Linked DNA regions of Homo sapiens: region 2 is linked to region 1. A link is a loop called in an ENCODE intact Hi-C map of the cell type or tissue named here. Cell type or tissue: mammary epithelial cell. All regions are shown on one strand.

What was found. Peaks named below come from ENCODE experiments on the same cell type or tissue, not always from the same donor. Only the 100,000 strongest peaks of a DNase experiment are listed, where the experiment ranks them.
Region 2: it touches region 1 in a loop (7-fold over the local background); 2 of 110 quality-filtered maps call a loop at or near these places.

Annotation. Positions count from the first base shown.
Region 1 is chr17:53,624,583-53,629,582 of GRCh38, reverse strand. No RefSeq gene overlaps it. Among named protein-coding and RNA genes, the nearest start is that of KIF2B, 200 kb to the left of the region's middle. In mammary epithelial cell, no CTCF peak of the experiment used is centred here; DNase peaks (open chromatin) are centred at 1,862 and 3,102; H3K27ac peaks cover 1,814 bases.
Region 2 is chr17:54,169,796-54,174,795 of GRCh38, reverse strand. No RefSeq gene overlaps it. Among named protein-coding and RNA genes, the nearest start is that of KIF2B, 350 kb to the right of the region's middle. In mammary epithelial cell, a CTCF peak has its summit at 1,915 (motif pointing right); no DNase peak of the experiment used is centred here.

The DNA of each region.
Region 1 (5,000 bases):
CTAAGTTTCCTTTTATTTGCCTAAGGTCCTGAAACGAGAAAGGAGCTTGAAGAGGCCCCAAATAAGGAGCTGCAGATGGTTCCCATGGAGGTTGCTTTTGTAATTTGGAGGAATTATTATCTTTGGGCCTTCCTGATATGATTGATAAAAGAGCTGGTCTTACAATGCTTGCAAAGGTTTAGTAAAAATTCCATACCCTTGTGTAAAAGAAAATGAGTCACTTTTATCTTCAAACTCCTGAGGTTAAAGAAGTTCCAGTGTTTCAGAGTGCACTCCAGAGGGGTGCAAGCTGAAGACAATCTGTTATTCATCTAGAAAAAGAAGTGAGAATAAAAGCATCCTTTTAGTTGCCTTCCTTTCAGTATGTGACCCAGGGTGGAGAAGAAGACAGTAGGAGTGTCCCCGGATTGTTTTCCCTCCTTGGTTCCTGGGTTGCAGCATCCTGTTAAATGTGCCGCCCATGGTTGTAGGTGTGACCCTCCAAGCCATGGCACCAGAGAAACTGAGCTTTTGGGGCTCGTCACGCTCACCCAGCCAGCTGTAGTTCTCTGCCTGTGATTTCCCTTTGATTTCCTAGACTTGTGTGACCTGCTTGGCTCCCCGAAAAAATGGGTCTCCAGAAAGACTATAATGGTTGCCTTTGGGCAAGGCTTCTTTAATGGAGGCAATGTGCTAGATTGCCTGCTATTATGGCCCGTGCTGAAACATTTACCCTTAGAAAAATGGTTCCGGTTAACTTCCAAACTTGAAATCTCTGTACTAACTAATTTAAAAGACAATAGCGTAAAACAGTAATCATAATCCAGGAATTCCACTAATTAGTATATATTTGAAACAATGAAATTAGTGTACCAAAGACATATTATCTGCATCCCCATGTTCATTGTAGCATTTTCATGATAGCCAAAACATGGAATCAACCTAAATGTCTATCCATCAGTGAAAGGATTTAAAAAACGGAGTTTATATTCAGTTGGTGCAAAAGCAATTTTGGTTTTTGCCATGACCAGAGAACTTTTGCACCAACCTAATTTATGCAATAAAATAATATTCAGCCTTAAAACAGAAGGAAATAATATCATTTGTGACAACATGGTTAAACCTGAAAGACACAATGTTAAGTGAAATAAGCCAGGAACAGAAAGACAAATACTGTGTTATCTCACTTATACGTGGAATCTAAAAATGTTGAATTCACAGAAGTAGAGGGTAGAATGGTGGTTAACAGAGAGAGGTTTAGGGGGATATTGGTCAAAGAATACAAAATTTCAGTTAGATAGGAGTAATAACTTCAAGAGCTCTATTGTACTATATGGTGACTGTGGTTAATAATATGTTGTATTCTTGAAAAATGCTGAGTGTGGATGTAGAGTTCTCACCACAAAAATGATAACTATGTGATGTAATGCATATGTTAATTACCTAGGGTGAGTCATTTTGCAAAGTATATTTTCCTCAAAACATCATGTTTTACATTGTAAATACATATCATTTTATCTGTCAATTTAAAGAATTAAAGATAAAAATAAATAAAAAATGAAACAGTTGTGGTGAGTTAATATATAAAGATGCAATTGGTTTGACAATAACATAAAGCAGACGAAGTCATAGAAAAGAGTGTGCATACTATGGAAAATAAATTTATACTTAACTGAACTAGATTATTATAAAATAATGTTAATTCTAACTCCCAGAATAACTACTAAGAACATAATTCAAAAATTATAGTAAAGAACAAGGAATAAAAATGGTATACTAGAAAATATATACTTAACAGAGAACAGAGAGAAACAAAAAATATGTAACACTTACGAAAAAACAAAGAACAAAATGGGGCTAACTGGACTGAATGAACATTGACTCATGCAATTGAGTTGTAAATTATTTCCTAAGCATGCATCTGATGCTTACTAAGATTCACAGAAATGCAGAAAGTTTCATGGCTTTTCTGAAAAAAGAATGTAGCTTCTTTCCATAAAACTAATTAGCCAAAGCAGACTTTTCCCAATTTGTTTTCTTACCTTCCAAAAATATTTCCTCATTGTTGACATTGGAGGTTCTTAATTTAACAGTAGTTTTTCTGTACTTTTTTACTTAAAAGGATGCTGATACCTTTTTGTATTCATCCAGCATGGTTTCTATCTGTCTTGCCCTGTTTCTAGGTGGAGTATGAAGAAGTATCATTATTTCAAGAAGTGAGTGGTACTTGAGTTTCATACCTAGTTTGGTCAAACTTGTAAGTTCAACAATCTGTTAAAGAGCAGAACTTTAGAATTTTTAAACTTTTATTTTGCATACTTTTTATGATGTGCAACTTAAAAAGAATTCCAAACACAACATCATTAAGTGTGTATCTTAATTTTATAACCAGATTGAAATCCTGGGAGTGTCCAAATGACTACTCAATTTCCTCTAATAATATTTTAGATAATAGCAAATTGCTTTTTGAATAATGCCCAGGTCCTTTAGTTTCATCAGTGAGGAAAAACTGCAGATTTGAAAGATGGAAAAGGTATTTTAAAAAGCAAACCTATGTTTTTCTTATAGTTTGGTTTGCAATTACCTAACAATAAAGTTTCTGGGAATATTCTCAAGAAATGCTTTAGAGCCAAACTGATATTTACTAAAGCCAAACATGGATGATGATATAGCCAGTCAAAAACCAAACATACAAATAACATATAAATTAGCAAAACCTAGGTTTTCTTCCCCTATTTCCTCCACAACCAGACTGATCTCCAGCTACTCTAAGAATCCAGGCAATTGTTAAAAAAAATAATAAAGAAACAAAAATAAAAATGAAAAACAAAGCTAATGGAAAGAGAGTTTGAACAATGATCAATGATGAATATCTTGACAGGAAACTTTCATCCCAAAAATAAGGTTTCTCAACTTGAATTTTGAGAAAATCACAAAGTAATACAGAAAACACCGTTATCAGAAAGAAGCCTGTTGAGAATCTGAAATCTGATATTTACTAATAATTAAACATAGCAGCATTTTGTGTGTTTTTTTAAGGCTTTCACCTATGTGTTGATTGTGGTTTCAAGATAAAGGAGTTCAGTGGCTACTAGGAATGGAGATGCAATAGACCTCCTTTGATGAGTCATGATCTATTTTAGCATGTTAAGCCTGTTAAAAGCTCTGACAAACCTAGTAGTAAAAAAACACTTTGTTATACTGGGCACTTCCCAAACTCTTATAAGCAAACATAAGTTCTATTTTTTAGACCAGTGCCATTGAAAACAGTTTTAAAAGTGTTTAGACAGAGTCAGTTATTAAGAAAATTAAATGAGGAATATTTATTTTTATTTTATAGGCATATCAAACATTGGTGGTAGTGTAGCAAAAAATAAATTGCTGATGAGTACTGCAATTATGCATAATCCTTATGGAAGACCATTTGGCAATATGTGTCAGAAGTTTTTAAACTTCTAAGCATTGGACACGATTATACCACAAGATGAACTGCATGATTAATTTACATAAAAGATACATGTTACAGGATTATTTGTAATATGTCCCCACAAAGGGGAATGAGCAAATACATTTTAGGATGCTATATATTGCAATAGTAATATGATGAAAAAGAATATTTAATGGAATGGGAAATATGCTATATAATTTAGTGAAAAAAGTGCAGGCCATAATACGTATACTATATGTATACCTTTGTATAAAAACCTATACACAATTGTATGTAGAAAAATAATAGAAATATATAAGCTAAAATGTTATCTCTGGTGAGGGTATGTGTATTTTTGTTTTCCTGCTTTGCTTATCTATATTTTTCACATATGTATGTATATATTTTATTATGAATAAATTATGAATATTATGTTTCTTATAGCAATATAAAACTACAAGAAATATATGTATGTATATATATTTGTATACTCCTTGTATTTTTATATTGCTATAATATATATAATATTCATAATAAAATAATATTTATAAAATAGCCCATAACACTTTACCTCATTTTTACTCCCAACAAAAAAATACTTGAAAGCTGAGACTTTGTAATGGATGCTTTGATCTTTTGTATGTCTGTCTTTCAAAAGATTGGAAATATTGAGTCACATTATAAAACCATGTTGCAACCTATTAAGTATACATCTTCGAGTTTGTAATTTGAGGTTGTATCATTTCATTCCTTCTAATTTACTAAAATATATATTTTATTTGAAGTGTTTTGTACAGGTTTTTTTAAATGTTACATATGTTTTAAATATATTTTAATAGGCAAAATACAAGAGAAGAAGTCTAAAGAATTAGAAGCTTATGGCCTCAGAGAGCATAATATGTGTCCCTTACAACATAAGACAGAGAAGATAATGTATGTTTCTCCCTAGAAAATCCAAAGGACTGGAAATGAGCTAAGGAGTTATTTTGATGGTTGGGGAAAGAGAGGCGGTAGCAGGGGCTAGCCTTCCAAAATTAATAGGAGCAAAGAATGTATCAGTGCTTCCTGTGAACACACATCAGCCTTGCATGCAAGGTTATATGGGGTCCTATCCAAAATGGTCACCTAGAGCAACAAGGCAAAATCAGCAAAGATAACCCAAAGTTAGTGCTGTATTTCTACAAAGCTAGGAAAGGGTACATCCAGCAAAAAGTGAGGTGTCTTCACCTGTAACAACACTGTAAGGCAGACATCCCCAGAGATGGCAAGAGGGTCTCCAAAGAAACCATAAAATAAATGTCAAAGGAAATGGTGAGTTTTGAACATATTGAAGAAGATTGGTATTCTGAATAACCACAACACTGTGAATCAAGTCAGAACTTTCTTCTCTCCTTACAAATCCTTCCTCCCCATGCTGCAACCCTGGAGAAGTTAGAAATGTTATTGACAAGGAGTAACACCTGGTAGAAAACAGCAGCTTTACAGGGCCAGTGAGACAAAAATAAAGTTGTTTTACGATTACGTTCCATAGATTTTGCTTGCTCAGGATAATTGTTATTTAGTGGGAAAGGAATAGGGTGGTCACATTAAAAAA
Region 2 (5,000 bases), 550 kb before region 1:
TTTTCAAAGAAGATAAGAAATGTTGAGAAATAATTTAGAATGCTTTGGGTAACTTAAGAGTAAGTTATCTAACCACTTTGTCTTTCTGTTTTTTTTTTTTTTTGTCTCTAACATATGTATATTATGGCCTCTATGTATGTATGGTGTCATGTCTCTAATGTATACATAATATTAGTACCTTAGGTGACTAAGGCACCTTCATAGGAGCTGGCACGTTAAGTACTCTCAGAGGACCTGACATATAGTAGGGTCTCAATAAACATCATTTTCTTGTCCTTTCTCATTCTAAACTACTACACTCCCATGAAACATAAAATAAACAAATATAAGATCTCATGTATGTTATTTAAAAATAATAAAATCTCCTTCAACAAACTTTCAACAAGCACTAATTTATCATATTTTATGAATATCAGGTTTGATGCCAACTGCTGAGAGTATTTTTAAAAAGGAGTTTATGGTTTGAAGGAGCATACAGACTTTGGAGAGAAATAAAATGGGTGATTAAAATGTAGTAAGCACAGAGATAAGGGTGCAAAATGAACACACAGAAAAGTGGTTTGCTCTTTTTAAGAACTTGGATATTTCAGTGGGATTCAGCGTGGTCTTGGCAAGTTCTTGAATCTCTCCTTAGGCTTTTACTAGGATGCCACATGGCACAATTTGCTTAACTCCTCTGAAAATCATTCCTCACCTGTAGAGTAAAGATAAGAATCACATCTTTCAAGGTTGTTGTTAGGTGTCACATAGATTAAGGTAAATGACTTGATATATTCTAAAATGCTTTAAGTGAGGATCTACCATGGTGAGTCAAAGGGAATCTGAAATAAAGCAACTGCAGTTGGTAAAGGACTTATCAAATAGTGTCAGCTGAACAGGAATTACAGAACTCTCCCCACCTACCCATATTACCTACGGTTCCCACCATCTTGAGAATACTTAGTTATAAATAAAATCATAGTTTTCATGAACTGAAACTCTTAATTAAATAGAATCTTTAGGCATGCTACTCTTTAGAGGATAAAGAAAGTGATAAGAAAGCAAACTGATAACAGGGAACCAGTAAGAAAAATAACTCCAGGCTATGTCTTGGAGATAGTAGACATTTCAGATCAATCTTTCCTATCTTTTTTACTTACTTTCTATGCTGCACACGGAGAGCATATTTAGAATGATGAACCGTAGGCAACATAAAAGCATCATCAAAGAACATTTCTTTCATGTTCATTATACATACTCTATAGCAAAGGCTGGAAAATGGGTGGCTATATTTAGCACAGACTTCTGAACAACATAGTCTAGAAAAATACTATACTAATCAATTTTTAGCTAAAAACTTTAATTTATCATCCACTCAATATTAAAGGTAAAAGTTTGTAACAGAGGTTAATTTTAAACAGCTTGGAAAAGAAAAAGAATCTGCATCACTTGATTCCAAATTAGACCTCCTGTGGTTTTAATGCAAGCAGGTTTTAAAAACATATTCATTTTAATATTAACAAAATATTATCATTTACATAAATTACTATTTAAGTATAATTTCTGGGTAAAATTGTTACAGTGAATATCCTTGACAAATGAATGATACAGCAATCTTGAAGCAATAGGTAACTTTCTTTTGAAAATCTGACTAATGTCACTGGAATTTCTTGGCTATCTCTTGTATTTTCACATGTCAATTACATAATAATGTTCACTGAATATTTTTTCTTCTTATTTCATGCTTCCTACCTTTTTAAAAATATATATAATAATGCTCTTTACCATTACCAAGTGTAGTTTGAAAGTTTTTGTGAAAGATATCTATTTAGGGCAAAAGGAACCCTAAATTTGACAACTTTCTAATTGAATTAATATTAAGTGAATTTATATTTTGTGGAAACATGGCAGCAAAATTCAGCCAGTTATTCCAGCAGGTGGCTCCCTAGCACTGCCTGCTGATTTATGACTTTGTGTTTAAAGGATTGTCAGCATAAGCAACGAAAATTCAAATGTAGAATTTTAAATGTGGATGAGTTCTCCTGCCTTTCAGATTCTAATGAACTGCAGCCCAATGCCAGTTTGCCACATGGTTTCACTGTTGCTACAGTCTCTTCATTTGAGAAGCAAATGACACAAAGAAGTTTGCTAACAAATTCAACAAAATTGTAACTAAATAGTTACCTTTGTAATCATTTAATAGGACTTAATTGACGATAGATGTTGCAAAAATAGGGATAATAAATGGCCTGGGAATTGTATACCTCCTGGTTGTTTATTCCCGGAGCAAAAGATTCTCTCAGCAGTGTGCATTGTTATGAATCATTTAAGAGGAAAAGAGAAGTGATGGAACCAAGATTAGAGACTGCATGTTACCACTGATGAATGCTTTTTTGTCTCTGCCCTAATCCCTTAATAAAGAAATTTATAGCTAATATAATGCATTTGTACTTTGATAATTTCCTCATTATTTCCTTAGAGACAATGTTGCAGAATAGAAAGAGTCAGAAGGGCAAAGATAAGAATTTCATTTCAGGTCTAGCAATTATTAACTATATAACCTGGGGCAACCTACTGAACTTGGTTTTTTATTTGCAATTGGAGTTCTCCAGATGGCAAATATTCATCTAGAGAATTGTTGGAAAAATTAGAGACAAGTTCTGTAAAATTCTTGGAATACATTAGATTCTCAACACATTATACTTATTATTTTCATAAGCAATCATATTTAATCCTTACCAAAATCCCATTTTTTCTGCAATGTATTGTTATTTCAACTAGCTTTAAAATGTGCAGAGCCAAACATTAATTCTGTTTACTGATGACAAAAAAAAAAAATCACATGGTTTAAAAGAGTCTGTTCTAAAAACACAACTAGTTTTTCTATGGTCCATTATTATGTTACTGTCAAGCAGAAATCAGCAAATCTGGAGATAAATACTGGGTTGACTACTGTATTTTCAATCTAAGAAATTGTTTCTTTTTTCATCTCAATAGTTGCAAGCAATCACAGGGATATTTAAGAAAATAAATTTTAGCTTTGGGGGGACAAAGAAATTAACACAAACAATTGCTCAGATTGACAAGTTTTTAGAACTACCATTTTTTAAATTTGCTACCATTTTATTGAAGGCAGCAACAGTCATTGTTGAGACAATTCAGGCATGAACTACATAGGAAAGTTCAGCCTCAACATTATAACGGTTTAGGTAGAAAGTTTTATGTTATGAATTTTCCCTTAAATAGTAATTTTTTGATAAATAAATATAACCAGATGTAAGTCAGCAACTACTTTTAAAAAATTTTTATATTCATGTGTATGAAGAGCATTTTCTTAATCACCTTTCTGGCAACTAAAGTATTTTAATTTCTATTTTTTCCTCTTTAATTTTTTCACTTTACAAAATTATTTTTTAACTAAAAAGTTTAAAATTAGAAAATGTGGCTGTGCACGGTGGCTCACGCCTGTAATGCCAGCACTTTGGGAGGCCGAGGTGGGCGGATCACGAGGTCAAGAGATCAAGACCATCCTGGTAAACGTGGTGAAACCCCATCTCTATTAAAAATACACAGATTAGCTGGGTGTGGTGGCATGCACCTGTAGTCCCAGCTACTCTGGAGGCTGAGGCAGCAGAATCGCTTGAACCCTGGAGGTGGAGGTTGCAGTGAGCCGAGATTGCACCACTGCACTCCAGCTTGGTGACAAAGTGAGACTCTGTCTCAAAAATAAAATAAAATGAATAAAAATAAAAAGTAAAATTAGAAAATGAAAGAAAATAGACTTTGGGAAATCAAGAGAACATTTATTTTTCTTTTTAAAAACTTATTATGAAAAATTTCAAACATGCAATACTAGAGAGAAGATAAAAATAAACCTGCATGTACTCTTTATGTCTTCAACACTTATCATTATTTTATCAATCTTCTTTCTTTATTGGTTACGGTTTAATTAAGCCTACTGTATATTTCTTATGTGATAGAGTATTTCAATGTGCAAGTCAACATATGATCAACGATTGTAACACAAATAGAAATCTGTCTTGTGTTCTCAGATTATTTGTACTAAATACCTTGAATTCATTGTGTATCTCCTTCATAGTACTTTGCCTCAAAGCTTAAATTCACCTGGAGGAGATAATCAGACACTGCATTTTTCAATACAATAATCAACCTGTGCCTCATACAATTAATCCTAAGTATGTTTCTCCTTCTAGTATCACATGCTTCTTAGATAAAGTCCTTTTCTAAGTAGAAGGGTTGTATTGTTAATTCAGAATAATATTGTGTATTTTCAGAAAGCAGTATATTTTTCTAGGAAAAATCTCAGAGCCAATAGTCCATACTAGATAAAAGCTGCTTCTTATTCATGAAGCTAATGCTAAATGTATGTGAACAATTTATCTTTTTGCTGCACTTAATAGCAACGAGTTACTTTTATAACTGAATGCTATGTATGGAAACTTTTTTGTCCTGTTACTTAGTACATTAAGGAAAACAAAAAGGAGTTGTTATCCCTTTGTATTGCCAGTGGTGATAACAATATTTCTTATTTATGTTGAGGTGAAGTAGTATAATGGTTACTTTTGGGTTTAATTATGCAGGTTTGCATCTAAGCTCTATTACTTATTTACTATTGTGTTTAAGGTCTTCCATCTTCTGTGTCTCATTTTGACCCTCTGCATATAATAACATACTCATTATTGTACGTATATGTAATATATATTTATATACAGATAAATATTTATATATTATTTATGTATTTTGTTGTTAGGCTAGCTATAAGGTACATACAGTAATGGGTATATCATTATATACAGACAGTCAAAGGAGACACAGAAGACACAGAAGAAATATATATACATATGTGTATATATATATTTGAAATGTGCAAATATATTCTATAGGCCAAACTAATTAATAGCACACCTATTGTAACACTATTTTCTCAATTTACTATACCATGCAAAGTTATCAATACATTCGTCTTATTAATTTTTTATTCATGCAAGAAGTATTTATTT